Regions from separate parts of the Mus musculus genome. Here all the other regions are linked to region 2. Evidence: chromatin loops called from intact Hi-C (ENCODE). Cell type or tissue: gastrocnemius. All regions are shown on one strand.

What was found. A loop is a pair of places that touch in the nucleus more often than their neighbours do. Peaks named below come from ENCODE experiments on the same cell type or tissue, not always from the same donor. Only the 100,000 strongest peaks of a DNase experiment are listed, where the experiment ranks them.
Region 1: it touches region 2 in a loop (3-fold over the local background); 23 of 42 quality-filtered maps call a loop at or near these places.
Region 3: a loop joins it to region 2, with 11 times the contacts of the local background. A loop is called at or near these places in 24 of 42 quality-filtered maps.
Region 4: a loop joins it to region 2, with 3.0 times the contacts of the local background. A loop is called at or near these places in 4 of 42 quality-filtered maps.

What each region holds. Positions count from the first base shown.
Region 1 is chr7:109,696,914-109,704,913 of GRCm38, reverse strand. It overlaps Akip1 (A kinase (PRKA) interacting protein 1), which reads right to left and starts at 1,236. Exons shown (of 6, transcript NM_020616.2): 1 at 1,138-1,236; 2 at 744-968. The coding sequence starts at 962. It also overlaps a transcript of Denn2b not described here. In gastrocnemius, a CTCF peak has its summit at 4,480 (motif pointing right); DNase peaks (open chromatin) are centred at 1,215 and 1,968; H3K4me3 peaks cover 1,581 bases; H3K27ac peaks cover 1,389 bases.
Region 2 is chr7:109,525,175-109,533,174 of GRCm38, reverse strand. Denn2b (DENN domain containing 2B) reads left to right here. Exons shown (of 20, transcript NM_001001326.1): 14 at 1,945-2,093; 15 at 5,384-5,561; 16 at 5,790-5,831; 17 at 6,838-6,949; 18 at 7,397-7,636; 19 at 7,826-7,912. Among named protein-coding and RNA genes, the nearest start is that of Snora3, 9.0 kb to the right of the region's middle. In gastrocnemius, a CTCF peak has its summit at 4,667 (motif pointing left); a DNase peak (open chromatin) is centred at 4,636; H3K27ac peaks cover 4,145 bases.
Region 3 is chr7:109,714,953-109,722,952 of GRCm38, reverse strand. It overlaps BC051019 (cDNA sequence BC051019), which reads left to right. Exons shown (of 6, transcript NM_001040700.2): 3 at 2,266-2,422; 4 at 4,794-5,028; 5 at 6,466-7,107. Gm51493 (a long non-coding RNA gene) reads right to left here and starts at 6,704. Exons shown (of 3, transcript XR_003946860.1): 1 at 6,596-6,704; 2 at 6,159-6,268; 3 at 1,928-2,362. In gastrocnemius, a CTCF peak has its summit at 3,451 (motif pointing right); a DNase peak (open chromatin) is centred at 2,392.
Region 4 is chr7:109,889,141-109,897,140 of GRCm38, reverse strand. It overlaps Dennd5a (DENN/MADD domain containing 5A), which reads left to right. Exons shown (of 23, transcript NM_021494.1): 21 at 71-194; 22 at 730-898; 23 at 2,326-3,361. The coding sequence ends at 2,509. Among named protein-coding and RNA genes, the nearest start is that of Scube2, 27 kb to the right of the region's middle. In gastrocnemius, a CTCF peak has its summit at 4,383; DNase peaks (open chromatin) are centred at 4,389 and 6,683; H3K27ac peaks cover 463 bases.

The DNA of each region.
Region 1 (8,000 bases), 170 kb before region 2:
AAATCCCCTACTGGAGAAGGACATCATTTGAGAAATAGCCCTTTTTCACTTTTAGGAAAGCTTCTGCAAGCTGAAACTGGTAAGAAGGATCTTGCTGAGAAAAAAAAAAAAAAATCCAACTCTGTAAACTAGATGTGCAATTTATCCAGGAACTAAAATAACTGGTTGGCTGGCTTTACTCACTATTGAGTAATGGGAAAGAACTGTTATTGTTGTTTATGATTTTTTGAGACAAGATCACATGTACACTAGGAAGACTTTGTACTTGATCCTTAGCCCCGACCTCCCAAGTTCTGGCACCACACTAAGAATTGTATTTATTTACTTTAGACAGGGTTTCACTAGGTAACACACGATGGCTTGAAACTTGCTATGTAGAACAGGCTAATCTCGAACTCAAGAGATCTGTCTGCTTCTGCCTCCTGGATGCTGAGATTAATGGTGTGCACCACCACACCCGGTAAGAAATTTTATGTTATAAGTAAGCAGAATACTACTATTCTTTTGTTATTCAAAAAGAATTGGGTCACACCGTGCTTGTACACAACCTCTTTAATACTAGTACCTAAATCGTAGGCAAGAGTTCAAGGCCAGCCTGGGCTATACGAGACCGTGTCAAAAGCAGTTTCCAAACAACGTTTCCACTTTTGCTCCAATGCGTTACATCTTCTGGACATGGGAGGCTTCCTCCCGCCCAGTGGCGGCGGAGAATGACTAGACAGTCCCCCAGCTCCCGGCCTCACCTCTCCTAGGAGGCGCTGGGAACCAGGGACCGACCATCTTTCCTGGTAGGGGCCCTGGCGGTAAAGGACCCCCACGTTGCCTCTGGATCGCTCTGGAGAATGCCAGTCCACTGCCCTCCTCTTGGCGCGCTCCAATACTTCCCTCCCCAGCCGAGCAGAGCGCTGGAGCGAGCGCCGGTCCACTCCGTTCAGCGCCGCGGCCGCCAGACAGTATTCCATGTCTCCCTGGACACATACACAGACAAGTCAACTAGGCCCGGATCCGGGCGGCAACTTCCCCGCGACCCCAACTCCCCCTTCGCCTGCATCGCGCAATCCAAGTGGGGAGGAACTAGCAGGCAGGACCCCTGCCCCTTGCACTTCCGCCTCTCAGACCCTGGGTACAGCCCCTCACCCGGCCTGCTTCTCCGGGCGCACGCGCATAGCGCTCACACGGACACGCCTTCCGTGTTCCCGCGGCCCTTCTTTCGCGCCAGTTGCCAAGCTAACTGCTGCGCGCCGTGGGCGGGGCCTGGCGATGGGCGGAGCCGGTGTGGGCGGGGCCGGGTCGAGGGGCACGTGGGCCCAGCCTTAATCAGCTTCAGACGCGAAGCGGGCGCTTGTTGTCGTTCGAGGACTTTCTTGCCGCGACAGGTCAGTGTGGATCCCGTGACTCGTTGCGCTAAAAACATTTGTGAGAGTAGGTGCATGCGGACCGTATTCAGGGGTCTCGCCACTCCAGAACCACTTTTGTGTGAGGAGGTGATGAGGCTAGCGGACCAACGCGACTGAGGAGGTAGTGCTGGGGAAAGGGCATTCTGTCAGAAGAACTCTCAAGGCTGGGGATGGAGGCCAGACGGAGGTCTTGGAACTGTGGGTGAGGGGACTGGTAAGACTCCAGGGGATGGCAGGTATTTCTTGGCAGGTTGGTAGAGGATGTAGTGGAGTGGTGAGTGGGGAATCCCGTCATTCCCTTCCTGCAGCTTCCTCATTCCTCCCTTGGAAGAACAGATTCACACAATTTTGTTGGAGGTTTATTTGTTTGTTTGTTTTTGACAGTCTCACTGTGCAAACCCTCACTATGTAGACCAGGCTGGCTTTCAGTCTCTTTGGTCCTGGGATCTGGACCTACCATTCAAGCATCAATCGTATCACTTTTTAAAGTAAGAAATGGATCAGATACCTTTCAGAACACCATGGGGCTATGGTGAAAGCCCTGGGTCTCAGCGGGAGTGACACCCCCTGGTGAGCAGCAGGGCGTGAATGGGGAGAAAGTTCCACTTTAAGGAACATTGCTCAGTGCGGGGTGGGTCCCTCACAGGACACAAAGGAATTCTCAGTCCTTAAGTAGTGTGAATAGAGAAACATTTGCCCACAAACCTAGCTACCTGAGATTCCTTGAAATCCATGCCAGAAGCCAGGATCTGTAGTGTGCATCTGTCAGCCCTACCCTGCAACAGTGACATAAGAGGTGAGGACAGGAAATTGGCTAGAACTCCTGGACTAGACACCTTGAATTATATAGTCTAGCAGTAGCAACAAGCAAGACCCTGCCTTACACATGGCAGAAGGTGAGAACGGACTCCCAAAAGTTGTCCTCAGACCTCCATACACTTTCTTTGGCACACATGTACTACATTCACACACATAAAAAATGAGTAAAAAGTAGTCTAGTTCTTATTGATGAATGATTCTCACTTCAACTTCAGGATCTAGGTAGCCTCTATTCTGATTGACATCCCCATAAATTTGCCTTTTTCTGGCGATTCATACAAATAAAATCATATGGTATGTGGCCCTTTGGACCGGTCTCTTTCATTTAGATTACTTTGAGGCTTGTCTGAGTTATAGTATATAGTACATTGTCATCCCTTTTTATGGATAAATAATATTCCATTATATGAATATACTGTATTTTGTTTATTCATCACTTGGAACTATTTCCATCCTGGAGGCCTATTCTGATAATGCATTCTAAGACTAAATATTTTCATTTCTCTTGAGCAGAAACTTTGAAGTAAAAATTTTGAGAGTATTATAAATTTATATTTACATGATATGAAACTGCCAGGCTGTTATTCAAAGTTGCTGCACAGTTTTATATTCCCACAACTGGCCGCTTTTCCGTGTCCACTCTAGCGTTTGTTGCCTTTTTGTGTTGCAGTCCTTCTCCTGCTGGTGTGAGTATGAAGTGACAGTCTCTGGGGCTTCAGTTAGGATTTCCATAGTGACCGGTACTGCTGTAGACCGTTTCTTGTTATTTCTAGCTGTTCCTATGTGCCCTTTGCTGAAATACCTGGTCAAATCCTTTGTCTGTTTTTTAATATGGTTTGTCTGTGGTTTTTAAAAATTATTATTGGGCAATAAGAGTTCAAATTCTGAATATAGGCCCCCTTTATTAGATATACGGTTTGTAATAATTATATATTATACAAATAATATGATATATTAATATATAATAATATATAAATGTATACAATGTACTTAATAATATATAATATACCATCACAGTATATTCTGTTTTTCATTTTCTTTTTCAGTTTTTCGTTGTTGGGGATTAAAATGCTCAGGGCCCTTTGCATACTAGTCAAGTAGCTTTACTACTGAGCTATATCCCTAGCCCTTCATTTTCTATGTGGTGGGTGGGGTTGGGAGTGTTGTAACGTGTGGTCCTTTGAGCAAAACAGCCACCATCTTCATTAGCTCTTGCTTGCAAATGTGCGTGCGCGGTGTCTGTGGACTGTTGACATTCCCTCATAGAAGGAAGAGGTAGGAGGGATCATTGTGCCTTTCTTTACATGAGTCTCCAAGCAGTTTGTATGCAGTTATACCCTAGTTGCTCAGAGGCCTAGGTCTCAGAGAGAGGCTAGAGTGTATAAGCTGGGAAAGACAAAGGGAAGGGCCAACATCCAGGCCTTCCTGTGTGATAGCTTGTGGGTCAGGAAGCTACTTATAACTCCCCCATTCCCCCCATAAGCCTCACAAACTCTTAATTTCCCAGAGTGAACTTCAACAGAATCATATTTTGGTTCGTTGTTGGGACTTAATGAAGAGGTCTTTCCCATTATCACAACAGTCTCTCTCTCTGTGTGTCTGTGTGTGTATGGTTTGATACTAGATGTCCTCAATTGAGTTCCATCTTAAGTTTTGAAACAGCATCTCTTAATGAGCCTGGAACTCACCAATTTGGCTAGAATAGCTGGCTTGCAAGCTCCAGAAATCCTTTTGTCTCTGATTCCCCTGCACCAGTTAATGAATAGCACACTGCCATGTTTAGCTTTTATGTGGGTGTGGTGCATCTGGGGTGGTCCCAACTCAGGTCCCTATGTTTGCATGGCAAGCATTTTACCTATTAAGCTTCTCCTCATCTCCCTTTAATTTGTTTTCTTTTTAAAAAAGATTTATTTTATATGTATCTGAGTGTTTACCTACATGGATGCATGTGCACAATGTGTGTGCTGGTGACCACAGAGACTAGAAAAGGACATAATATCACCTGGAACTGGAGGTATAGTGGTTGTGAGCCACCATGTGGATGATGGGAACTAAACCCCAGTCCTCAACAAGAACAGCAAGTGCTTTTAACTGCTGACTCTCTCCAGCTGCACTTTCATTTTATTTAAAATATATTTCTTCTTTCCAGATTTATTTTATGTGTATGGGTCTTTTGCCTGCTTGTATGCATATGCATCAAAAGCCTGCAGTGCCCATGGAGGCCAGTAGAAGACATGGATGTTTCTTCTGCTTGTATGTTTGTACACCATGTGCTTGTAGTGCCCATGGAAGCCAGAAGGGGGCATCAGATTCCTTGGGACTGGAGTTACTGACAGTTGTGAGCCTCCATGTGGGTCCTGGGAATAGAATCTGGGTCCTCTGGAAGGGCAGGAAGTACTCTTAACTACTCAACCATCTCTCCACATCCTCTCCTTTCATTTTATTAATGATGTCTTTTGAAGCACCAAGTCTTAAATTATGGTGAGGCCAGTTTTACTATTTTCTTCTATGGGTTGTGCTTTTGTTATCATATGTAATTTTTGCCTAATTAAGCATTTTTTCTTCTTCTAAAGTTTTAATATTTGAGTTTAATTTGTATATATGCTAAATGAGGTATAAACTCATTTCTTTAGATACCGTTTGTCAAAAAGACTATTCTTTTTTTATTGGGTGGCATTTGTACTTTTGTCAAAAGTCAGTTGACTATAAGTATACAGGAGTTAATTTCTGGTCTGTTCCATTGATCATATGTATGTAAGCCATTCTCTCTTGATTGTCGTAGGTTTATGGTAAGTCTAGAAATTGAGATATCAAGTATAGAACATAGTATACAAACTGTGTTCTGTACTTTTCAAAGTTGTTTTGATTTTCTAGGTCATTTATATTTTAAAAGATATGTTAAGTTCCACATAAAGATGTTGTGTGGTAGCTTTTGCTACCTCGCCTAAGCTCTAGGAATGGACCACCCCACCTGCCTGACCCAGAGAAAATTGGATCTGCAATTGTAAAACACACTGTTGTTCAATTTCAGCTTGTCTTATTAGCTCAGTTTCTGGGCATTATTAATCTTCCCAGGCTGGCGTGCCCTCCCGAATACTCTTAGCTCAGCATTCTAAATCTGTCCTCAACTTTAGTCACTCAGTTACCTTTAGTCTCAGCTCAGCATCCCGTCCTTTTTGCCCGGAGAGGCCTGTGGTCGCTCTGCCCAACATCTCACATGACTGGTTGGCTTTTCTACCTCCAAAGCATGGCGGAGGTATGCTCTCTCTGTCCTCTCCTTCTGTCTGTTTGCTTGCCTGCAGGGTTGGGGGTGTGGGGGGGAGAGACCTGAAAGTTCTGCCTATTCCTTCCTCCTAGCAATTGACCTGTGGCATCTTTACTGTCAAGAACCAATTGCGGTGGGCAGGGGGCGGGGGGGGGGGGGGGGCTGGCAAGATGGCTCAGTGGGTAAGAGCACTCACTGACTGCTCTTTCAAAGGTCCTGATTTCAAATCCCAGCAACCACATGGTGGCTCACAACCACCCATAATGAGATCTGATACCCTCTTCTGGTGCATCTGAAGCCAGCTACAGTGTACTTATTTATAATAAATAAATCTTAAAAAAAAAAAAGGAGCCAATTGGGTAACAGGACCTACATCAGAACCACCCCTACATAAAGACTTTTGGGGTTCTGACAGGGATTGAGTTGAATTTTCAGGTCAATTTGGGAAGATCTGCAATCTAAATAGTATTGGATGGCTTAGAGAGATGGCCCAGTGACTAAGAGGGTTTGCTGCTCCTCTGGAGGGCCTGTGTGTGTTTGCTTCCTAGCACCTACAGTGAGCACCTCACTACTGTCCTCTCTGGGTCTCCATAGTCACTCATGCACACATGTCACACACACACACACACACACACACACACACGCATGCACGCACAGGCACATACAAATATACATAAGTAAAAGTAAATCTTAAGAAAACATTGGACTTTTGAATTCATGAACATAGAATACCTATACATTTACTTCAGTTTTCTTGAGTTTTATCAATGTTGTAGAGTGATTATTGTTTGTATCTTTCTTTTCCTGTTGCTGTGATAAAATACTCGGGCAAAATCTAGAAAGGTAGATCACTGTGCCTCACAGCTTCAGGGTACTGGGAGGTCTTGCCAGCATGCGATTGAAACTGCTGTTCATGTTGCAGCCACAACCAGGAAGTGGAGATGAGTGATTGATAGGGAGTAACACTGGTGACACTGTTTTGTCTCAGTCCTTCAGTGAGTTGCTTACAAGACAGTGATGGGATCTGCAGCTGAAATGTTGTACCAGGCTGCATTAGATACCATGCTCCCATACCCTTTTTTGGAAAATGTTCTGCAGGTAATCAGGGTTTGACAGGCTAATGTCACTCTTACTTCTGTCCTGTCCCCTATAAAGTTCGCATAATGCTCCCTGGGGCTACACTCCCTTCCCATCCTGAGTGCAGTGTTGAGGATTTAATAAAAGGCTGCTCAGTACCTGATTTAATGTTTCCAGGTATATTCTCTTTGTCAGTGATTGCTGGTGTTCAGCTAGCTTTCTCGTTCTTTATGGAGTCCAGGACCCAAGCCCAGGGAATGGTGCCATTCACTCTTGGTCTTCCTGCCTCAGTTAACCTAATCAAGACAATCTGTCACAGGTGTACCCACAAGCTTGTCTCTTAGGTGATATATATCCTGTGTGTTTATATTCTGACATGGTGGCAATCAATATTAACTATCATGATAGTTGTTCTTCCTTTCCTCCCTCACTTCCTCCTTCCTGCCTCCTCCCTTCCCCTCCATTTTTTATTTGTTTTTGAAAAGGACACACACACACACATACAACCTAGTTTTAATTTTATTTATTTAGTTGTTTTAGACAACTGGACATTAATGAACTTATTAATCCTAGTGGGGGACTTTTGTGGATCCTTTGGTATTTTCTACATATCATCTGTACATGAAGACATTTGACCTGAGGGCTTGGTGCTACACACCTTTAAATTCCAGCTGTTTAGGAGACTGAAACAGGAGAGCAGAAGTTAAAGGCCATGGACTACATTGCTAGGTCCCACCTCAAAAAAGAGACAACTAGCCAATCTTAACTTGTCCTTTTTTTTTTTTTTTTTTTTTTAAGAGTCTCTCTATCGGGGCCTAGCAAACACAGAAGTGGATGATCACAGTCAGCTATTGGATGGGTCACACGGCCCCTAATGGAGGAGCTAGAGAAATTACCCAAGGAGCTATAGGGAACTGCAACCCTATATGTGGAACAACAATATGAACTAACCAGTACCCGGGAGCTCGTGTCTCTAGCTGCATATGTATCAAAAGATGGCCTAGTCGGCCATCACTGCAAAGAGAGGCCCATTGGACTTGCAAACTTTATATGCCCCAGTACAGGGGAACGCCAGGGCCAAAAAGGGGGAGTGGGTGGGTAGGGGATTGGGGGGGGTGGGTATGGGGGACCTTTGGGATAGCATTGAAAATGTAAACGAGGAAAATACCTAAAAAAAAAAAAAGAGTCCCTCTATGTAGCCCTGGTACATAGAGAAGTCCCGGAAGTCTTTATGCAGACTCCTGCTGGTATTAAAAGTATATGCCTGCCTCAATCATAATATTTTAGTCAGGATTTCTGCCTCTGAATACTGGCCATCAACACAGTGTTAAATAAAAATGACAAAGAACCTTGGTTCCTGGTTTGGAATCTTCTATTATTTACTATGTAGTGGTTGGAATTTCCACAGTGCTAGAGATCCTAAACACAGGGCCTGTGTATGC
Region 2 (8,000 bases):
CCTGGGTGAAGACATTAGCAATGCAGAAGAAGGAAGGACACCAACTGTCACCAGAAGCAGCCAACTGTCACCAGAAGGTGCAGGCAGGGGTCTTCATGGAGGCCTTCTTCTGTTAGGAGAGGAAGGGGAAGATGGTGGCTTATAGACTTGGATTCTTAGGAGCTGGCTGAGTGTAGAGAAGGGGGCGTCTCAGAGTAAGAGGTGGGAAGATGAAAACAGCTGCCACAGAGTGGGAGGACCAACCTCAGAGTCGTAGAGCTGTGCAGGCAGTGACACATGCCTGTTGGCATCTCCCTGAGAGTCTCTACATATCCTGGGATTAGCGAGACTTGGAGTTTGATGATTGGCAGGATAGCTGACCCTGCCTTGACAGCTGGAGTTCTTCAGTTCCTACTTCTCCTAGGTCACCTCCTGGGCCTGGCTGCTTCTCTCTGACCAGGGCTACTTTCTATCCCATGAGTCTTCTTGGTTTTGCTTTAAAGACATTTCCTTCTCACAGAATCCAATTCACTCATACTGTAAGACACCTCAGACTCTCAGAAACTGTCCAGAAGTGGGCAGGTGCCAGCTTCTCACCCTAGATGCAGCGCCTGCCTTCTCTGCAGATCTCACTATGCCCTTCTTTCCTACTGCTATCTGTGGGCTGTCCCACTATGCTGCTGTCAGATTCCCAGCCCCTGGAGGCAGGGGCAGCATGGGGCTGGGAGTTAGAGGCTGGAAGCTGAAGAGTAGCACTTATTAGGGCTGCTTGCAGGGCTCCCAGGAGGCAGGGCTACAGAGTTTTGTTTTGTCTTGTTTTAGGATGGGGACAGATATTGGGTAGGGTACAGGGTTCTGACTTGGCTGCTATGGCATGCCTTCAGCCTGTGCCCATCAAGCACTTAGGCTTTCCTCTTCATTGCTCTGATCTTCCTGGGCTTTACCACCTGTCAAGGAGGACGGCGCACACAGCTCCTGCAGCCCCCTTCATCCCTGTTGATGTTTTTCAGAACCCAGGGTGAATACTGAGCTAAGAATTCCTTCACTTGCAAAAGCAAACAGCGCTTAGGGGACTGGAAGTAACCCAAGTTAGAGATGAGAAATGAGGCTCTGTAAGTGGCTGGAGCAGATCTGAAGCAAGACCAGTTGAGACACCTGGTGCAAGCCCCTTGAGGGAGTTAGCTGACACCACAAGGCCACAGGGGATAGTTCTCAGGAAGCCTGCATATCACTGCTGCTCTACAGAAGACGATGAGTTAGCAATTCTTCTGTCACTGTGGGGGTCACTTGCAGCCCCCCCCCACACACACACACACCCATGCCTCCAGGGAAGGGGCTTTGGGAGCTGCTACATAGACCTCTGAGTAGTCCTTCGAGAATACAGGTAGGCCTGGCTTTAATAAAGGTAGTCCTATGTCCTTGCAAGATTCTTTGGAATAGCCAGACCTTTCCTATCCTTAGCACAGGGCTGGTGGTAGAGATAAGGGGCAGGATGGCAGGACAGCCGTCGGAAGGAAACTGTCATAGGAAATGGAGGGGACATGGCAACAAGGACAACAGCATTGTCTCTCCAGACATGGTAGAGGCCAGCACTCCTAAGTACTGGATTCTTCCTATGGTCTAGAAAGCAGTGGTCGATTGTGGGTCTGGTCAGTATGCTGAAGGAGATGGGAAAGAAGGCAGGAGACTCGTGCAAATGGGGTGTGTGACTCCCTGGTTCTTCATATCCATGGGAGCAGTTAGCTTTCTCTACTTTCCTCAGAGCTTATGTTTGGTCCCTAGTACTAGGCGTTTGCTAGGAGCAGAGCTAGAATCGGAAGGAAGGAGAGCCTGGGTCTCCTGCATCGTAAGAGGATTGGAAGCCTTGGAAGGAGAAGGCTGAAAGGAAGAGTAGCCAGCAGACACTGTGTGTGCAGCCTGGGCTCTCACCTAGCCTGCTTCTGCCCTGCCTTTACTTCCCTCCAGGTGTTAGAGCTGCGTCGGCCTATGGACTCCCGCCTGGAGCACGTGGACTTTGAGTGCCTCTTCACCTGCCTCAGTGTGCGTCAGCTTATCCGAATCTTTGCCTCATTGCTGTTGGAACGCAGAGTCATTTTTGTAGCAGATAAGCTCAGGTAGGGCTCAGGAGGCAAGGAAAGAGGGAGTGGGTGGCATATCCATTAATGAATTCAGCAAATTTTTACGAGTCTTGGTGTATCCCACACATTGTGGTATTAGAGTGCCTACTTATGTGTGTGCATTGTCACGGTAAATATGACATAGAGAAGGGTTAGCAGACCTGTGGAAAGGGGATGGATAGTAGGATTGAGAATCCAGTTGAGGACTTGGCCTGAGGAGGAAGAGGGACACTTCCTGTGCAATGGCCATGTATGTACAGGTGCGGGAACAATTGTATGGAGACGGTAAGTGGCAAGCAACTCCAGCCAAGCTGCCTGTGCAGAATGCAGAGTTTCAGGGGTCATGGATTCCAGGAAGGGCTACTGTGGAGAGCTGCTAAGTTATTCTGTAGCAGCTGGCCCAGGGAAACATGCAGAAATGGTGGGTAGAAATAATCCAAGTTCCAGGGAGCTATGGAGAAGGACAAGATGGGGCCTTGAGAGATGTGTAGGACAGAGGTTACAGTTGAGAGACAGACAGACAGACAGATGGACGGGAGAGGGGGAGGGAAGAAGAAGTTTCAGATACTGGAGGTCTAGAGAGCTTGGGACAGTTTGAGGAGGCTAAGAAGAGCTGGATGGGTCCGTAAGACTTGGTCCAACAGATAGGCACTTTTAGAGGTAGAGATCTGTTGGTGACCATAGGGAGCAGTAAAAGAGATGATCGCAGACCTGAGACATCTAGGAATGAGTTCCCAGCAGCTGAGGTGTTTTGTTTAAGAGTGTATAGGGTGCATGCTGGGAGAGGATGGAAGGCTGGGGATAACGTGTCACTCTGATCAAAGAAGTCAAGGCAGTAGTTTTTCTAGCATTGTATGTGTGCTGCCACTTAGCTTAGTCATTAAGCTGCATGCTGTGTTGTGCCTTGTATCAGGTGCTAAGAGGAAGGCAGTACAAGTTCTTGCCGGCTTCTCCTATGGTGGGTACCAAATCCCTGGTGTAGCTGAAAAGAGGAACTCTCCCAATTGCTCTCAGGCAATGGGCAGAAATGGTGGTTGCTGTTTGGAGACAGGATCTCACTGTGTAGCTCAGGCAGGCCTTGACCTTGCAGTCCTTGGGCTCCATTCCTGAGTTTGATATTAGAGGTGGGTGCCACTACCCCTTGCTGAGCTGCCCACTTTTCCAAGGACGGTGAGAGTTAGGAAATGAAGGCTGCCTCTCTCATACTCCTTTCATAGCTGTGGAGCTCTGGGTACTGCAGTCTAGGTCAGCTGTTCTCAACCTTGGGTCACAACTCCTTTGGGAATTCAAAAAGCCTTCTCACAGAGGTTGTCTAAGACCATAGGAAACACACATATTTACATTATGATTCATGACAGCAAAATTACAATCATGAAGTAGCAGTGAAAATAACTTGATGGTTTGGGGTCACCAGAACATGAGGAATTGTATTAAAGGGTTATAGCATTAAGAAGGTTGAGAATCACTGCTCTAGGTATTTCAAGGCCTATCTTGCCTTTGTAAAGGGGCCCAGTCTGGCAGCTAAGACTAGTGATGAATGGCAGAGTGGTATTCTGTCCAGCGTGGCCTCGCCAGATTGGAGTGTGGTCCCTGACAGTACCTGGACCCTGAACGTGCCCTTTGAAGTTTTTCAAAAATCCCCCTGCCCTTTTTTTTTTTTTTGTAGTTTTTGTAGTTTTTGAAGATCAGTGTGTCCCTTGGCTTAAAGCAGATCTTTCCCTGATCTTTGCCAAATTACTTTCTTGCTGTCCTCAGGAGAATGGCTTTCAGGGTCAGGGCACCTAGGTCTCCGGGCACAGCATATTTTTGGTGCCCATTAGGTGACAAGTTAGTCACACAAGGGCCTGGCTGACTATCATTGCCTTAGAGAAAATGAGCAGGGATTGCTTTTTATAATAGATAGGTCTGACTTTTTGTCTCCATCAGGGGATTAGGTGTAAATGTGTGAGTCCACGCTACAGCATCCCAGGGAGAGCCCTGATACTTTTTGGGCATGGGGTAGACTTCACAACATAACCAAGAATGATCCCAAACTTGCTATGCTTTGTAGCACACAGGCTGGCTAGGAACTCACGAATCTCAGTCTCCTAAATGCTAGTTATGTACCATGGGCCCAGGGGACCCAGACTTTTTCTGGGTGATGAGTGAGGTCCACTAATGCAAAAGAAAATGAGGTTTAAAGTGAGCTGGGCTCTAGGCCTTTTGTATCGTCATCTGTGATATGGTCCCTAAGTGGAAGGTCTTTTCTTAAATGTAGGCCTTGCTGTGCTGTCCAGGCAGGGTTCAGATGATCATCGGTTATAAGCCTCTAGCTAGCCGCTTCTGCAGTGCTTGTCACAGCACTTGGCTTGTCTGGAGGTGCTTTGGCTTGTCTCCTGGCAGGCCAGCTGTGCCTGTGTCTGCTGGTGCCTCACACCAGGCCTCTACACAAGCTGGGTGTGTGCACTCCGTTTTGCCTGTGAACTTCAGGTCTGCCCCACTGTGCTTGTCCTCCTGGTTTCCCTTTGGTCATTGGGCTCCTGTAGCCAGCCCTGTGGATTCCACCGTGTGGAGGTCTGGAGCCCCCTCCAGGACAAGAAAGGGATGACCCCAATGAGACCTGAGAATGGTGTAGCCCACCGCACACCTCCTGATTTCTGCACTCTCCCTTCAGTCAGATCACTGTTACCAGCTAAGGAGAAAGAAATAGAAAGCCAGAGGGCAGAGCAGTACTGGGCTAGAAGATGGCAAAACTGGTTGTGTCCTGGCTGCCTCTTATGACAAACTGGGCATCCCACAGAACACAGCTGTGAAAGGTAGAACAGCCTGAGGGACTTCTGCAGGGTTTTCCAGCTCCTGCACACTGGAGCTTTGTGATAAGTTCCTTTGTGCTTCTTAGCCTGAGCTAATACTCCCACCAGCTCATCTGGGGGTGAGTGTGCAAGCATATATGTGTGAAGGAACCGGTGATAGTTCTCTTGGGTGCTGGGATTATAGACGTGTATCACCACACCCAGCTTTTCTGGGTAGCAGTGTGAAAGAATAAGTCCTGGAAGTTTGAATACTCACCTTTGGGCTCTGTCTGGGTGATGTGTGTGTGTGTGTTTTGTTATGCAGACATGCATATGCATGCAGAATCCTCTGTATGTCACAGTGTGCTGAGTACATACCTTTGTGGCTGTGTCTTGTAGAATCCCTAAAAGTGCAGTTCATCAAAGGATACCCTGAGCCCCTGTAGTTTCTAATTATCCTTCCCTGAGGGTGTTGGCCCTGGGCTCAGTTGCCCTGTCTCTCTGTCTGTCCATCAGTACCCTGTCCAGCTGCTCTCACGCGGTGGTGGCCTTGCTCTACCCCTTCTCCTGGCAGCACACATTCATTCCTGTCCTCCCAGCCTCCATGATTGACATTGTCTGCTGTCCCACCCCTTTCCTGGTTGGCCTGCTCTCCAGCTCCCTTCCCAAACTGAAGGAGCTGCCTGTGGAAGAGGTAAGCCGCCCAGGGGCAACCAGCCAGGGGAAGGGGAGGAAGAGAGAAAGGCTGTGGGGATCATCTTACCTCAGCCCTGGCCTTCAAACAGCTTCTGTACTTTCTCCTGGGAGGTTTATCTGGCTGACTCTTTCCTGTCATCTGTCCCTGGGAACATGGGAGGTCTGGACACCTATCAAAGGCATTGCAAGACTCAGTCCCTGATCACTGCTTCTGACCCTTTCCCAGGCACTGATGGTGAATCTGGGATCTGACCGATTCATCCGACAGGTAAGAGCCGCATATTACAGAACCTGAATCTGCCTAGGGAAGGCAGTGGGCACTCAGTAACCACCCGGCCTGCTTTCTGATTTTTGAATTTCAAACTCACAGAATAGACGGGTGGAGCAAGCTGATTTCAGAACCCTTGGCCTCAGTGGGATCTGCCTTTCTAGCCTTTGTTGTTGGTTTTTCTTGGATCTAGGGTCTCACTATCCAGCTCTGGCTGACCTGGAACCTGTGATGGTTCTCTTGGGTGCTGGGATTATAGATGTGTATCACCACACCCAGCTTTTCTGGGTAGCAGTGTGAAAGAATAAGACCTGAAAGTTTTAATACTCACTTTTGGGCTCTGTCCGGGTGATACGTGTGTGTTTGTTTGTTTGTTTTGTTTTTGTTTGTTTTCTTTTGAGATAGAGCCTTGATGTGTTTGAGCATATAACCTAAAAACAGAAAATGGACCTGAAATTTTCTCTGAGCCAGTGCTCCCATCAGATAACACCTCTCTAGAGATATTCTGGGGATTATGAACACTACTGAATGTGCTTCATATAAAGGCTCACAGTCATTGCTGCAAAAAGCCCTCGCTAGTCATGGAGTCTTCTCGGCTTCCCATAGAGCATGACCTAGCAGGTCCCCTTTGGGAACAGACAGCCTATTACAAACCACTGCTATAACTAAGGACTCCCCAGGTTAAAGCACCAGGATACAGCCCCGGCACCAGAGTATGGATCGGGAATAGCATTCTCAGTACAGGTTAGGCCAGTCTCTGCGCCAAGTTCACTGCACTTCCTACCTGAGTGAAAGTAGGACGAGAAGGGAGATGGGGTAGGAGATCCTGCATGGGTCCAAAGAATCAGCTGCTCTTTAATCTGTAACTTGGGCAAGTTTCAAACCTTCCTGTGCTCGCTCATTATGCGAGGGTGCTAATAGTGTCAGTGCTGTTAGAAGCTCTGTGAGCTGGGGCCTGGCACGCGTCAGTGTCAGCTGTGGTCACCCCTGCTGTCTCCTCCTGCAGATGGACGACGAGGACACACTGTTACCTAGAAAGTTGCAAGCTGCTCTGGAGCAGGCTCTGGAGAGGAAGAGTGAGCTCATCTCCCAGGACTCTGACAGTGACTCTGATGATGGTGAGGGTAGAACCTTTCTGCTCTGAGTCTGGACTTCAGACCTTGAAATCTGTACTGTCCGCTGGGGCCTTTCTGGCTGACGAAGCCTAGGTGTAGGAACTGGGTCACTCTAGTTAGGCCCAGTGCCTTTTCTGCCCCAAAACATGTCACTACAGACTTCTCGGTGACAGGAAATGAATCAACCCCTCCCTCTTAGGCCTTGTTTCAAGCCACTGCCCTCACTTATGTGGAAAAGGTGATGCTTTGGTCTCCAATTTCTGGGAAGTATTTGCCAACTTGTGTGCTTAGAGCAGTTTCTGACCTCCAGGGGCTCATAGCTAGGTGACAGCTCTTAAGCAAAGGACAGTTATGAGTGCTGGTTAGAAGCGTGTTGGGAAGAGACTGAAGCAATGCGAGGTCGGCCTTCTAGAATCTTGGGCTGAATGTGACTTTTCTTTTCCCTTCTAGAATGTAATACCCTCAATGGACTTGTGTCAGAGGTGTTTATCCGGTTCTTTGTGGAGACTGTGGGTCACTACTCCCTCTTCCTGACACACAGTGAGAAGGGGGAAAGGGCTTTTCAGCGAGAGGCCTTCCGCAAGTCTGTGGCCTCCAAAAGTATCCGCCGTTTTCTTGAAGTTTTTATGGAATCTCAGATGTTTGCTGGCTTCATCCAAGACAGGGAGCTAAGGAAGTGTCGAGCCAAGGGTAAGGTCCCAGGCACTGGGATGGGAGCTGGGGGCTTCTCTAGACTCAGTATAACTAGGTCATTGTAATGAACTGCCAACTAGTAGACTAGATGTCTGCCTTGTCCCTTTTGTATCTGCACTGTGTGGTCCATCAAACACTCATGTCACCATTTTTCTCTCCCTCGTACCTGCTGTTCATCTTTCTCAGGCCTCTTTGAGCAGAGAGTGGAACAGTATCTAGAAGAGCTCCCTGACACTGAGCAGAGCGGGATGAACAAGTTTCTCCGGGGCCTGGGTAAGTTACTTGTTACTAATGAAGGTAGCCAGAGGGGTGCTGTTCCCTAAAATGCTGTGAATCTAGGCCAGCAAATATGATAGAGGCT
Region 3 (8,000 bases), 190 kb before region 2:
TAGGAACCAGACTGCCTGGGATAGGGACTCGCTAGTCCAAATGTTCAACTTAAATTTTTTATTTAAGTATATGGGTGTTTCACCTGCCTAAGTCTATGCACTACATGTGTGCAGTACCCAAGGAGACCAGAAGAGGGCAGTGGATCTGCTAGAACTAGAGTTACAGACTCTGTTAGCAGCCATGTGTACTGGAAACTAAATCTTGGTCCTAGCAAGAGCAATTGTTCTCAACCACAGAACCATCTCTCCAATACATTGCTCAAGTTCTTAATTTACTTGTTTGGATCGCCTTGTTCATGACCAAGTTAAGCATCTTTATATTCAGGTTTTTGTACAAAACAACTTTTTCAAAACCCAGATCCTCTTGGGCTGGAGAGATTACTCAGCAGTTAAGAGTGCATACTGCTGTCACAGATGACCTGGACTCAATTCCTAGCACCTGTATCAGGTGGTTCACAAATGCCTGTAACTCCAGCTCCAGGGAATATAAACACACCACTCCAAAAAGTAACAATAAATATTTGAATTAAAAAAAAAAGCCAGAGCCGGGCGTGGTGGTGCACACCTTTAATCCCAGCACTTGGGAGGCAGAGGCAGGTGGATTTCTGAGTTTGAGGCCAGCCTGGTTTACAGAGTGAGTTCCAGGACAGCCAGGGCTATACAGAGAAACCCTATCTCGAAAAACAAAAACAAACAAATAAGCCAGGCTGTGGTGGCACACACCTTTAGTCCTAGCACTTCAATTCTGGCAGAATTCGTGCACCTCTTTGAGTTTGTGGCCAGCCTTGTCTACACAGCGAGTCCCAGGTTAGCCAGGGCTATACAGAAAAACCCTGTCTTGAAAGGCCAAACCAAACCAAACCAAACCACAAAGGTCGGATCTCTCATTCTGTACTGCCCTAGGCCAGAGAGCCCTGCCGCTGGAGTCCCCAGAACTGGTTTCACCTTCCACCACTCTGCAGCCCCTTCATGAGCTCCTCTGCGCTTCCATATCCCTCTGACCCCTTGCCTTAGTTATCGTTTTACTGATGCGAACAGACACCATAGCCAAGGCAACGCTTATAAGGACATTTAATTGGGGCTGGCTTACAGGTTCAGAGGTTCAGTCCATTATCATCGAGGTGAGAGCATGGCAGCATCCAGGCAGTCATGGTACAGGAGGAGCTGAGAGTTCTACATCTTCAACTGAAGGCTGCTAGCAGAATACTGACTTTCAGGCAGCTAGGATGGAGGGTCTCAAAACCCACACCCACAGTGACACACTTACTCCAACAAGGCCACACCTCCAAATAGTGCCACTCCCTGGGCCAAGCACATTCAAACCATGACATGCCTCAAGCCAATTTCCTTACAGTTTGGCTCCCTGGTCACACTGTTAACCTCATCCTGGTATCCCATAATGTCTTGGGACTCATCTCGCAGCTCCCCTTTCAAGCGTTAACACAAGTATACAAGCTGATTTCATTTTGGGCCACATGAAACAATGTCCAGTCCAAAAACTGCTTTCTATGGCCTTCAGTTTCTGCTAGCAGAAGCTTAGCTGATTTTTACAGGAAGCCAAAGATGGCTACATTCTCCCTGTGTTTCTGTTGCGCACACCATTACCATCCTCATGCGGTAAGTCTCCTCCTGTGGGAAGCCACATGTGCCGTTGCAGGGTGGCGCTGGCTACCGCTGGCCACCACGCATACATAGGCAGTAAAGTTTTTTTTTTTTTTTTTTTTTTTTTTTGCCAAGATGAGGTTTTGAGAATTTACCAATCAGATGAGAGACAAGCTAACCAATCAGATGAGAGACAAGTTAACCAATCAGATGAAGGCATGCAAATGAGGTAGTAAGCATAACCCATGCATAACCAATCCGGGTGTGAGACACGCCTCTCCTAGGCCTATATAAGCAGCACCAGTTCTGGGCTTAGGGTCTCTTCGCCTCTGCAATCAAGCTTTCCCAATAAACGTGTGCAGAAGGATCCTGTTGCAGCATCGTTCTTGCTGGTGAGTCGGGCAAGCACAAGATCCTCCGATCTGCTCCAGAGGCGCGTTTCTTACTGTCTTTACCTTCTTTTACATTCATGTATTTGTCCAGGTGAGGACACCCATGATAGCTCACATGTGGGTCAGTGCTCTCCTTCCATCATGTAGAATCTGGGGATTGAACTCAGATGGTCAGGCTTGGCGGCAGGCGCATTTACGCTGAGCCATCTCTGCGGTCCTCTTGATGTCTTTAGGTTTTGTGCTCGCCCCTGATCTCACTTGCCTTTCCCAGGTGCACTGCCTGTTGCCCATGTCTTCACACTGTTGATCGGCCATGGCCGGGGCTCCGCTGGCTGGGAAGAGTCGGAGCTGCGGGCGGCTCCTGGGTCCTGGCCAGAAAGGAACCGGATGGCTTTTATTATCTGGCTCAGATAAAGGCTGCTCCAGAGGCAAGTACCTCTCCCCATCAGCTCACTCCTCACTCCCCTGGTGGCCTTCTCGCACCTGGCGTGTCTTGGCTGTGTACGTTTGCAAGTTTAGTTTTTTGGCTAAGTTACTACAGCTATGTGGCGAAGTGCCACACAAAATGAGCAGCTTGAATGACAGAAACCTGTTCTCTCCCATTTCTTGAGGCTGAAAATCAGGTGTTTCAAGGTGGGTTGTTTCTAAAGACTACATACAAGGAAGAGTCTGTTTCCTGCCAGTCCTATAATTTCCAGTATTTGCTCAGAATCTTGGGGTTCCCTTAGCTTTCAGAAGAGTCACCCTGACTCTGCCTCCACCTAACACGGCTTCTTTCCCTCTGAATAGTATTCATTCAGATTTCCTCTTTTTCCCAAGTATTTTTATTTATGTGTCTGTGTGTACTTGTATGTGCAGAGGCCAGAAGGAGGTACTGGCTCTCCTGAAGCTGGACCTACAGGTGGTTGTGAGCACCCTGAAGTGGGTGCTGGGATCTGAACCCAGGCGCTCTACAAGAACAACAAGTGTGCTTAACCACTGAACCACCCCTCCAGCTCCTCAAATTTCCTCTGGGTATAAAGACATCAGTCAGATCAAGGGCCTGCTATGCTCACTGTGACCTCATCTTAACTAATTATACCTGTAATGGCCTGATTCCTAAAAAGAGATCACAGGCTGGGGTATTGGAACCAAGATTGGATACATTAACTTACAGAAGGAGAAACACAATTCATCTCCTAACAGCAAGAAAAATATACATTTGTTGTTCAGGAAGATCTGGTGGGTTGAATTACGGGCCTGAGCCTCAGAGAAAGAAGAGTGAGAATGCATTTCCCATATGTGAGCACGTTGGCTCTCATACACAGCATCTTGTTCCCGAAAATGCCAGTCGCCAGGCCTAGGCGCTACTTCAGTGGCAACTTACTTCTTTTGGACTTCTCTTTCTAAAATCAGTTTTATTTTAATTTTATGTGAGTGTTTTTTCTGCGCGAATTTAAGTATTATGTGCATGTAATGCCAATGGAGGCCAGAAGAGGTCATCAAATCACTCCTTAACTGGAGTGAGAGCTGGAACCCAAACCTGGGATCTCTGCAAGAGTAGCAAGTGTTCTTAGAACCACCGAGCCATCTCTCGGATCCCACGTTCTAAATTTTTGTCATGGGACCTCATGTACCCCAGGATGCCCTGACCTTGGCACCTCTGATCCTCTTGTTTCCACCATGCTTGGTTTATGTACTGCTGGGGATGGAACCTGGGGTCTTGCACATACTAGGTATGCTCTCTGCTAAGTTCCTAGCTCCGGTACTTTTTTTTTTTTTCAAGAGCTGGACTTTGTGAATGTGTGTGTGTGCTCGTGTGTATATATATGTGTCATGACATATGGGTGGGACAACTGGGGGAGTCAGTTTTCCTAGTTGTGGGTCCCGGGAATCAAACTCAGGTAGTCAGGTTTGCCTGCAAGCACCTTTCCCTACAGAGTCATCTTGCTTGCCTATCTTTTTTAAAAAACAAAACAAAACAAAACAAAACAAAACAAAACAAAACAAAACAGGGCCTCAGTCTGTAGTCTCAACTGCCCTGACACTTGATAGGTAGCTCAGAATGGCCTGGAGCCTAGTACAAACCCCAAGCTGTCCCCAAACTCAAAAGCAATTCTCCTGCCTAAACCTCCCTTGTGCTGAGATTAAAAGTATGTGTCACCATACTCAATTCCTCTGTTGTATTTCAGTTCCCTCTTTTTCCTTAAGATTTTCTGTGTATGAGCGCTTTGTGTAATGGTTTGAGTGAGAATGGCCCCTCTAGGCTCGCATATTTGAATGCTTGGTCCTTAGTCAGCGGAATGGTTTGGGAAAGATTAGAAGGTGTGGCCTTGTTGGAGGTGTCTCATGGTGGAGGTGGGGATGTTGGTGGGGTTGGGATAGAGGTTTCAAAAGGCAATGCACTCTCAAACTCAGCATTTTCCGACTTTACCTGTGTACCATGTCTGCTTGCCTGCCTGCTGCCATGCTCCCCACAGTGATGGCCATGGGCTCTAACCCTCTGAAACTAAGTCCGAAATAAATCCTTTCTAATTTGCCTTGGTCATGGTATTTTATCAAAGCATTATAAAAGTAACTAAGACATGCATGACTTAACTAAGACTACATGTATGTATGTGCAGCATGTATGTGTCTTGTGGCTACAGAGGCCAGAAGAGGGTGTCAGGGACCCTGGGACTGGAATTATAGTTAGTTGTGAGCCTCCATGTGGGTGCTGGGAACCAAACTCTAGTCTTCTTCATGGACAGCTGGGGCTTTGTTTATGAATCATCTCTCTAGCCCCTAATGTTAAATCCCATTCTGTTGTCTTTCCCATAGCTGGAGAAGCGGGGGGCCCTGGTTGTGGAATTTGAGGCTCCCCTTGTCACAGGCCTAGAGCTGCCAGCCCAGCAGCAGAGGGTGGTATTTCCAGAGGATGTTATTCAGTTTTCACCATCTGTGCCACACTCACTGCAGCTGGGTGACAAGGTGTTGGCACCCTGGGAACCGGGGCAGCAGCGGTATGGCCCCGGCACTGTTCTAGTGGGCTTGAAGAAGCAAAAAGGACAAAGAGGTAAGGAAGCTGCCATGGCCCTGGGGGAGGTGTGTCATGAGGCACACATGAGGGGGTAGGGGGAAGGAGCATTGTTGGTGGTCAGAGCTCAGGGGTCTTAGAACCACAGCAAAAAGAAAAAAACTTCTCCTGCAGTGGTGGCTGAGCCAGTCCTATCTTCCAGGCTCTATGATATGCTTAGTATCAGGGAGGACAGACACTGGTGGCTTATGCCGTAATGCTAGCCTAGCACTTAGAAGCTGAGCCAGGAGGATTGCTGCAAATTTGAAGGCAGACTAGGCTATAGAGTAAGAGTTTCTCAACAGTGGTGGCGCACGCCTTTAATCCCAGCACTTGGGAGGCAGAGGCAGGAGGATTTCTGAGTTTGAGCCCAGCCTGGTCTACAAAGTGAGTTCCAGGACAGCCAGGGCTACACAGAGAAATCCTATCTCAACCCTACCACTACCACAAAAAAAAAAAAAAAAAAAAGAGTTTCTCAACAAAACAAAACATAACAAAACAAAACCCAAAAAACCAAACCAACCAAACACCCACCCCCCCAACCAAAACACACACACACACACACACACACACACACACACAAAGTGGGGGCTACAGAGATGGTTCAGTAGTTAACAACACTTGCTATCTTTGCACAGGACCCATATTCAGTTCCTAGCACCCACATGGAAGCTCACATCCTTCTGTAACTCCAATTCCAGTGGATCCAATACCCTCTTCTGGCCTCCCTGAGTGCCACGTATGATTGTGTACACCTACATACATCAAGGCAAAGCACTTGTACACATAGTGTAAAAATTAATAACAATATTTAAGAAACAAATCAAGAAACCAAAAAGTATAAAATAATATCAAGGGAAACAACCTAAAATTACCATGTCTATGTCAGTCACCTAAACCATAGCAGGAGCTGGGTGGGTGTGATGTCGTGTGTGGGGTGTGTGTGTGTGTGTGTGTATGTGTGTGTAATTCCAGCATTCTGTAGTCTGAAGCAGGAGGATAACAAATCTGAAGTCAGCTAGGGCTACATAATGAGACCTGTCTCAGAAACGCAAACCAATAAACAAAATAATAACATTGCTATGTGTGGTAGTGGTGGTAAAGGTATTCTAGAATCATGGGAGACTCACCAAGTCCTCCAGGGACTGACAGTCCTCTTGAGCCAGCTAAACAGCACAGCTTCTGCTGAGGCTACATTTTGGTTCCGCATGAAAACCAGGCCCCTCCAGGTCATTTTTAGCTGAGGAAGGAAAAAGACACCTGTAAATCGCCCAGAACTGATGGTCAGTGAGGTACAGGAGAGGGAGACATTCCCACAGGCTCTCTGGGCACTGTGGCACATGACGATCAAGAAAGAGGAGTGGGGTGGGGCTGAGGTTTTGGATTTGGGGATTCCAAAGAACCAGGAATTCAAATGTCTCCCTTTTCTATTCATAGCATCTAAAGAAAAAGAAATCACTGTTCATTTCTGGAATGGCAAGACAACTAAGGTGCCTCTAGGCAGCGTCAGGTGGGTGCCCCCCACGGTCTGGAAGAAGGCTGTGGAAAGACTACAAGCACCTCATACCAGGGACTGCCACAGTTCTTGTCTCTGGGTACCTCACTGCTCTCAGCTGGGACCCCGTGCTGGATGCACCACACACAGGCATCCTCTGGACTCTTCCTTCTTATGCCCTCCCTGCCTCTCCTGTGCCTGCTGCCAGCTTCAGTGCCAGAGCAGCTGCCCTTTGGTGGGGCCGAGCTGGTGGCCTCTAACTAGGACTTCAGAGCTCACAACCAGAAAACTCCCGGAGCCAGAGGTGAAGCCCACAGCTCAGCTTTTGCCCCTACAAGGTCCTAAGGAGGAGCCGGTGGCAGAGCTCAGCTACAATATGTTCTCCTCCTCCTCCTCCTCTTCCGAGGAAGAAAATTCAGAGAGTCATCTGGAGATGGGGCTGCCTCTGAGACAGATGGTAAGCAGGGCAGTCAACACTGACCCCATCCTTTCTGAGACGACATCTCTGCAGCAGTACAGCCCCCACAAGCCCGAGTGGAGGTACTGGAGGAGAAATGGGCCTGAACCACCGCCTGGAAAGCCAGGTATGTTATACCTGGGGTGTGGTGCTAGCTTCCCAGGGAGGGGCTAGGGGCTGCATGGGTCTTTTGAGAGTCAGGTACACCCTAGTGGGCTTGGATGTAATTAATGTATAGAATGCAAGCTGTGGGGAGAGACTGTCAGATGAGAGAAATAGTAGCTTCCACATGAATAAGAAAGGACTGGTCGCCCGGGTGGTGGTGGTGCACACCTTTAATCCCAGCACTTGGGAGGCAGAGACAGGCGGATTTCTGAGTTCGAGGCCAGCCTGGTCTACAAAGTGAGTTCTAGGACAGCCAGGGCTATACAGAGAAACCCTGTCTCGAAAAAACCAAAAAACCAAAACCAAAAAACAAAGAATGGACTGGGCAGTTGATCTTTGTGCTCTGATTTATACCTCTATTTAATATCTTCTTCCTTTTTAGAAAAGGTCTCCTGTAGTGCAAGCTGCCATTGAACTTACTAAAATAGCCAACTATGACTTTGAACTCCTGATCCTCCGACCTTTACCTCCTTAAGTAGGGATTACAGGCATGTCAGGTTTACATGGTTCCTGGGTAGAACCCAGGCCATCATGAGTACTAGGCGAGCACTCTACCGACATCCCTCGCCATCTTTGCTTTTCTGTCTTCACATCTGCTAACAGGGCACCGCTTCCAGATGTTGATGAGAGTCAAGACCCAAGCAAGTATAGAAACTGGACCTTAAATGTTGAGAATTAGGTTGTACTGTCCACAAGGGCCCCTCAGTAAGAGTGGGGGGAGCACTGCATTTTGCTGCTTATTTTACACCTAACAGATACTGTGGCCACCCCTAGCTTCACCTTGAGCTGAGGACTATGGAGCACACCTTGGTGGGTCGGAGATGTGTGTTATTTTCTGCCTTGTACCTATCCTTT
Region 4 (8,000 bases), 360 kb before region 2:
TTAAGGATGTAGTAGTGGTAGGGCAGCTCAGCTGAGACCTGCCTGTCATTTATCCTGTTTTCTCTCCTAGCGTGGCAGCCTGACACTGTTGCTCTGTGGAGAGTGTGGTCTCGTTTCAGCACTGGAACAAGCTTTTCAGCATGGATTTAAATCACCCCGGCTCTTCAAAAATGTCTTCATTTGGGATTTCCTGGGTGAGCTGGTCTAGGTTTGAAGAGTAGGAAAAGTATGTTGATATGGAGGTCTTTATATTCCATGTCATATGGGTTAGCTGTAGAAGCCAAATCAGGCAGCCCTTAGTTAGGTCTGCTATTTGTTTGCCCAGATTTTTTTGTAGGGAATAATGGGAGAGCACACCAACCCCATGCTCATGGGTATGACCCCTTAGCTCTGAAAACTTGGACCAAAAGAGTTTCTGAGCATCTCTCATCTAGAATAGGCTTAGCCCCAATTCCTCACCCTCTATTCCTATAGAACCAAAACAACAGTTGAGAGTATTGGATCCCAAACCCTGTGTGGAGAATTTTTATGCAGGAGACAGTCCTCAGAGTTTTCTTGTCCTTTCAGACAAGTGGAAAAGAGCATGCTCATGCTAAGGGCTACATAAATAAAATCTAAAACTTGCTTTGGTCTCCTGAAGTTGCTTGTGTGGGCTTGGAGAGTCCACAGCCCCTGGCCTGCAGGGCAGAGTTTGAGGAGCCATTGTCACAGCTTTTCTTCTCTTCACAGAGAAAGCACAAACCTATTATGAGACGTTAGAGCAGAATGACGTAGTTCCAGAAGAAAACTGGCACACACGGGCCCGCAATTTCTGCCGCTTTGTCACTGCAGTCAACAACACGCCCCGGAACATTGGCAAGGACGGCAAATTTCAGATGCTGGTGTGCCTGGGAGCCAGGTACTACAGGGCCAGAGTGTGCAGCAGCCAATATTCAGATGCTGCAATAGGGTGGGCACTGTCCTGCAGGGTGGGCACTGGCCATGGCCCTGCCTTGGAGGGCCCCTTTATGCCATTGATTTTTCTTATGTATCTTGTGTGTTTGTGGGACCTGGGAAGTAGAATGTGTATGATTAAGGAAGATGGAGGCCACATCTTGATGGGAAGGTTCAAAACCACCCTGTTGGGGACATTGGAAGTAAATATGTATAGTTATTTTTTCAGTAAACAATTGAATTTCAGGGGCCTTATGGAAAGTGGTAGGAAAGAAAGCTGAGCTGGGAAGTTTGCTGGTCATGTTTAAAAGTAAAATGTGTCAAACATTATCAAACTACCCCTCATAGGATGTGCGAAAACCCTAGAGAGGAGAGAGCCCCGAGAAAGCTTCCGGGAAGAGGAGGTGTTTCAGTGAGGCTTTAGTGGAAGGAAATGGCATGCAGAATGATGGGTCAGTGATAGGGAGCACGTTTAGAAGGAAGCGGGGGCTACAAGACCTGGGATGGAGAAAATTCCTTCTGTATTAGGGCTGCATTGTTTAATGAGAAGGCTGAGATAATGTGGAGCTGACATCATGGGTAATATGCATCGGAGTGGACAGCACTGAGAGAGTGGGAAGGCCACATAGACTAGAGGCATGGTATTCAGGCCGTGTGCAGGAGAGTTGGTGTGACAGTTAATACAGACTCTGAGCTGAGTACTATGTGGCTGTGCCCCCAGCTACTGGGGAGCTAAGGCAGGAGGATTGCTTGAACCTAGAAATACAAGGCCCATCATGAGCAACACAGTAAGAACTCCATCTCAACAACACAAAAGTAAGTAAGATGCTGGAGAGAGATGGCTCAACGGTTAAGATGACCCTTTCCTCTTGCAGAGGACACAGGTTGGGTTTACAGCACCCACATGGCTACTAACAAAAGTTCCAGAGGGTCCAACATTTTGTGCCGTTTGGTGGCATTGCATATAGGTGGTGCTGTCATGAAAACTAAACCTCTTGCAACAGCTGGCAGATGGGAAGTGTCACATGTTTTAGTACTTCTGGTGATGTTAGTGTGTGATGTTAGCTGTGGAGAAAAGAAATGTTTTGGACCTCTGTTTGATGGCGGGAGGAGTGCTCACGTCTGCCTAGTAACTGGTGTGTGCTAGGTTGTCTAGGGAGATGAAGGAGGTGGAGAAAGAGAGGCAGGTGACAGGGATAATTGTGTTGGGTTATTCCCAGGGCTGAGTGGTGGAAAGCAAGCTCCTTTAGAGGGAATTGGGGCTATGGGGGAGGGGTACAGCTTCTTCATCCTCTCACTAAGTTCAAGGATCCCCCCACCCCCAACTTGGCCTTGGCCTGTGTCTTTCTTTTCCCTTGCTTTGACCTACCTGGATCACTCCCACCCTACCAGAGATCACCTCCTGCACCACTGGATAGCCTTGCTGGCCGACTGCCCCATCACTGCGCACATGTATGAGGACGTGGCGCTGATCAAGGACCACACACTCGTCAATTCCTTGATCCGAGTGCTGCAGACCCTGCAAGAATTCAACATCACACTGGACACTTCCCTCGTTAAGGGCATTGACATCTGACCTCTGAGCACCAGCCAGCAGCAGGACCCAGAAAGACTCCCTGCAGCTCTGCCTCTTCATCCCAAAGGGACCTAAGCAAGTTGTGGGGGACAGAGAGGATATGTATACTTACTGTAAAAAGAAAACTAGAGGATTTTTGGAAAAAAAATAATCTATTTTAGAGTTTATTTGCTGACCTGCTTTTTACACACTTTCATGTGAAAGAGACAGAGAGGGGCAAGGTTGGCGCTGCTTGTTTTGAAGCTGGTGCCTCCCTTGCATGGCCGCACGCTGGGAGCCTGTGGCCTCCCAGACTGAGCCTGCAACAAGTGTGGGGCTGTTCCACATGCCGCCCCGTCACGGCGGTGAGGCCATTCCACATCGTTTTTAAACTAATGTTTTCTATATTAACATTATTCTGGCTATCTGGCTTTCACGGGCCACGCACAGGTGTGCGAGTGGGACATCCCATGCTCCAATCAAAGGGATTTTTAGCAGTGCCTCTGATCAAGCACTGCCAAGTCAGCTCCACATCCGTTTCCCCCCTTCCCCTTTTTTGTCAGTATTATTTGGGAAGGAGACATGCCAGGACAATGTCATTGTGCTACATGCAGAAAATCATGTTTCCTGTTGGCACAAAGTTGCACAGGAGTAAACATGAGCATGTTTAACAGGTTTGTCTTTTCTTCACCTATCTTATTTATTTAACCTGCCATTGTGTGTTTTAAGTATTTGTTTTTCTTTTCTTTTTTTCTTTAAGAGAAGGAAAGCTTGTCAGTCTAACTGGCTATGTTATTACTGTTCAATTTATGTTGTTTTGCAACTTAGAAACCAGCTACAGTATGGCCCACTTAATAAAACACCTGAAACAAATCTCACTGGTCACTGGCTTTCATGGGTGTGTGGGTTGTGGAGGTGTAGTGTGGCCTTCCTGAGGACCAAACTGTGCATCTCTCCCCAGCCGGCTGGGGTCTGGACTGTCTAGGACGCCCCTGAGGACTTAAGTCCGTGCACCTTCCCTATCTGGTGCCCAAGACTTTCAAAGCTAATTCAGTCAGCCAGTGAGGAGGAATGTGCAAAGGTTGTTCTCCCACCGCAGAGGGAGGAAAGCTGGCCAAGCTTACAAAGATTGTCACTTAATCGATGATACTGGGCCATTTCTTGAGAACGGTAGGAGACTGGGTGGGAACATAGAACACAGGTGGCCCTGTCTGCCCTCTGTTAACACATGCAGGTGTGTGTGTGTGTGTGTGTGTGTGTGTGTGTGTGTGTGTGGTGTAGAAGCCCTTTCTCTAGTGAAGGGTTTGCTCTGTCAGGTATAACAGTGGAAAAGCCTTGACCCTAGTAACCAGCTAAATTTTTCTTTTCTTTCTTTCTTTCTTTCTTTCTTTTTTTTTTTTTTTATTTCTGAGACTTCCATGTGTTGGGATTAAAGGCATTTGCCACCACACGTAGCTAAATTTTAATTTTTCAATCAGGCTCCTCTGGCAGAACGTTCCAGAAGTGGCTTAAACAAGTAGAACCCCTCAAACCCGGTGTTGTCCTCTTTTGTGTTCCTCTGGCTCTGCATGTAACTGCTCTCTCTGGTTCCCCTTGCCTGAAAATTGTGTACTGTTTACCTTAGGAGGCAGCTGCTATGATGTCTTCCCCAACCTCCTAGGCAGCTGTCATTGTCCTTGTGGCCCAACAGTTTCTTAGAATTTGGAAGACAATGCAGATATAGTTTCTTGGTTGTTTCGGCCAGCCCCATATTGGACCATCCCTGGGCTCTGAGCACTTACAGGGCAGGAAGGACCCCAGCACATGTCTGTCTTCTGTGAGCAGCTTGTGAGTGCACAGGATGTTTTTGCAAGAGATGAGGAGGAGGCTTCAGGAAAGCCACATTGTGGTGTCCTGCCGGCAGGGGGAGTGAGTGGGCTACAGACTGAGACCTCAGCTCCTTTGCAGGGAGAAGAGAGGAAGAGAGAAGAGGTTGGGCTGTGTCTCTGGAGTACAGAAGGAGAATTTTTGGTCCCCTAGAAAGGCTAGCATGATGTTCAGCTGTATGTCGTGAGCTTAAGCCTGGGCACACCTAACACCAGGGTTTTACACTCTGCAAAGCAAATGGAGATTTCCCCAGGGCTGGGAGGAAACCAAGGCCTGGAAAAGTTGAATTCCCAGGAAATACGGTTTTAGTCGTCATTGCTGTGATAAAAATAACTGACAAAAGCAGTTTAGGGGGAAAGGTTTATTCAGTTCAGTTGTAGTTACTGTGGAGAAGTTAAGGCCACAAGAGCTTGAAGTAATTCACATCCACGGTAATGAGAATGAATGAATGAATGAGTGAATTAGTGCATGCCAGTAATGAGCTCACTCCTTTTCATTCAGTATAGGATCCAGCCCATGAGATGGAGCCACCTATATTCTGGGTGAGTCTTTAACCTCAACTGAAATAAGAAAACCCTTCACAGGTCAACCGCATTATAGATCCCCTCACAGACTGTCTTCCCAGGTGATGCTAGGTTGTGTCAAGTTCACAGTTAAAACTAACCATCACAGTTCTTAGGAGCTAATAACCTGAGCCAGCTCTCGTCCTGTCTGTGGGATGAATGTGGGACAGGCTTAACTTCAGACAGCTGGCCACCGCTGTGGTTCTGCAAGACCAGATGTACAGCAGCCAGATGTCAGCTGTGCAATTTAGTGAGGGAGCTTGGGTCAGCCCTGAGCAGAGAGTGTTCCTGAGAAGGTGAGTGTGGACATGTTTCTTAAATTAGGGCTTTTCAGCTGCGAGTGTCCCTTTTTGTTGTGTTTTTAATCATCGTTGGAATGAGGAATGAAGTAAGAGAGCAGCCACATCCAGGAGCTCAAGATCTCAAGGACCCTGGAGTCAGCTGTGTCCTGCATGGGGCTTGCTCAGGCCTCTGTAGCAGCTCTGAGCAAGCTGGATTCTCTTTGCCCAGCTCACCATCCTGCCTGCCTTAGCATCTGCACCTGCTCTCATCCCAAGCTTCCGACACCAAGATTTCTGGGTAAGCAAGCAAGCAAGCAAGCAAGCAGATGAACTCAGTGAAGCACTAGAACGTGGGCACCTTGTAGTTAACACTCAGATTGAGACCTTTGCCAGCCCCAAATCCATGCTCCCTTCCCGCTACAGTCCAGTGGCTTCCCTGCCAACTGCTGCTAGATTTACTTTTTTTTCTTTTTTTTTTTTTTCAATTTAAAAATAATTAGGTCTGGAGAGATGGCTTAGCAGTTAAGAGCACTCGTTCTGACAAAGGACCCAGGTTCAGTTTCCAGCACCCACAGGGTGGTTCACAACCAGTTCCATGGGGTCCTATGCCCTCTTCTGACCTCCATGGGCACCAGGCATGTACATGGTGCACATAATATAAATGCAGGTGAAATTCTCACTATAGGAAATAATTCTTAAAAAGTAATTTTGTTTATGTGTGAGGGCGTGCATGCCACTTGTGTATGTGGAAGTCAGATGGTGGCAGCAGAGGCGATGGCCTTTGGTATGCGGGACTCTGTACCGTTGCCCCCCTTCTTCGTCAGCAGTGGCAATTCGTGTGCTCAGTGCATTTGCCCACGATGGCCAGTCTACTCTGTGTTTTGGTTTTTCTTTGTGACAGTGCTTTCTGGTATGAAACAAAGGCCTTCATGTTCTGTGTACTCTTAAGTGTCCACCACTACCACATCCCCTTGTGCCTCTATCAGATCTTCTTGTCTAAAACCAGCCAAACCTATTCTTTCCTGGGTTCTGGAAGTGATAGTCCTAGTTCAAAAGTCCTGGTCTAGGAGTGTGAAATAGTCTCCTGTGTGCCCCTCGCTCTGAGCAGGTGCATACCTGCAGCTCTGTAACTTGGGGAGAGGCTCTGGTCTTTCGAGATGACCATTAAATTGTCTGTCATGCAGCCACTGTCCCATTTTAGGCCCTCTACCTGGTTCATCAGCAGACAAGCTGGGGTAATATTTCTACCTTGGCAGGTCATAACAGTCCTGGTGTTGGGTCACTTGATGATCAAGAATGTAATCAAAAGGAGGGCCTAGTCATGTGACAGGAGCTATTTCTCAAAAATCTCTGCTACAGATGGCCCAGCTTCACTCTAGAGCCCAGGGGCCTTGCCTATTGGCTCTCTGGTGTTTACAGAGAGAGGTCCATGCTGTATGTCTCACATTTGCTGGTAGTTCCAGCACATAGGGCTTCTTACATCTTAAGAGCCCAGTGCCAGGCCATTACCCAGCCATCTGTGCCGCCTGGAGAGACCTTTTCCATTTGAGGCTTCACTGCAAGCTGGTGGCTTTCGATGTTTCCAGAGAGAGCTCCTAGGATTGCAATGTGTCCTCCAGAATCCAAGGAGGGCAGGGCTGCTTCCTTTCTAGAAACAATTTGCTTCCTTTTTTTTTTTTCCTTCATTTATTTTGGTGCTGAGGATTGAACCCAGGGTCTAGAGCATGCTTAGTGCATGCTCTTCCACAGTTTCTCCTGTTGCTATGGCTTTTACTTTGAAGGAGATGTCCTGGCAGAGGGTGACCACTGGATGCCTAAAACTCTTTATGTTCTCATCTATTCCACTGAAAGAAGAGGTTTGGACACAGTTGGCTTAGCATTAGAGCTGTGTTAACTCTTCTTTGCCTCAGCTATCATCCAGAGAGGTTGTGGCCATTTGGCCACATCATATTGATTACAATGATGTGACTGGGCAGGAAAGGCAAGCAGTAGCCAGTACCCAGTTTTTCAGAGCTGCAATCAAGATGTGTACTTAAGTGCACGCCTTTAATCCCAGCATGTGGGAGGCAGAGGCAGGCGGATTTCTGAATTCGAGGCCAGCCTGGTCTACAGAGTGAGTTCCAGGACAGCCAGGGCTACACAGAAAAACCCTGTCTTCAAAAACAAAAAGAATGAGGACAGTAAACCCTGTGAAGATGGGGGGAGCCTGAGAAGTCACAGAGGGCTTCCTGGAGAAGAGTGATATGCTCAGGTTCACATTTCAAGGAAGGAAGCATCCTGAGTAGAGGTCAAAGTAGTCAAAGAGGATGTGCAGATGTCTTGGATGAGCTGGGTGGTAGGGTAGTGCAGGGAGAATGGCTTGGTTGGATTGGATGTAGAGTGAGCAAACGAGCCCCCTGCTGGTATATCATCCAGCTGTTTGGAACGTGGTTTGGGGCTGGCTGACTTTGGAGAAGTCCCAAGAACTGCGGTTCTGTTCTTTCCTTTCACTGACCCTAAAAGTGAAGCTGGCAATTTCTGAAATTTCCTTCCGGTGGAGTAAGCAGGCCTTGAAAACTTCACCCTGGTCCTCTGTGGTCCTGAAGATCTCAGCTTCCTGAAGGTTAATTATAGGGTCTGACCTTTAATTCAAGCCGCCCAGGCTGACAATTGCAGCAGCCTCGGAACTCCAGTATTAATTCCCCTGAGCCTGGCACATAGCTCAAGCCAGATCCCTAGCTCCTGCTCCAGCAGTACAGCCTGTCCCTTGACCAAACTTTCCACCTTGCTTCAGGCTTTCTTCCTGATCCATCCTCTGTCCTC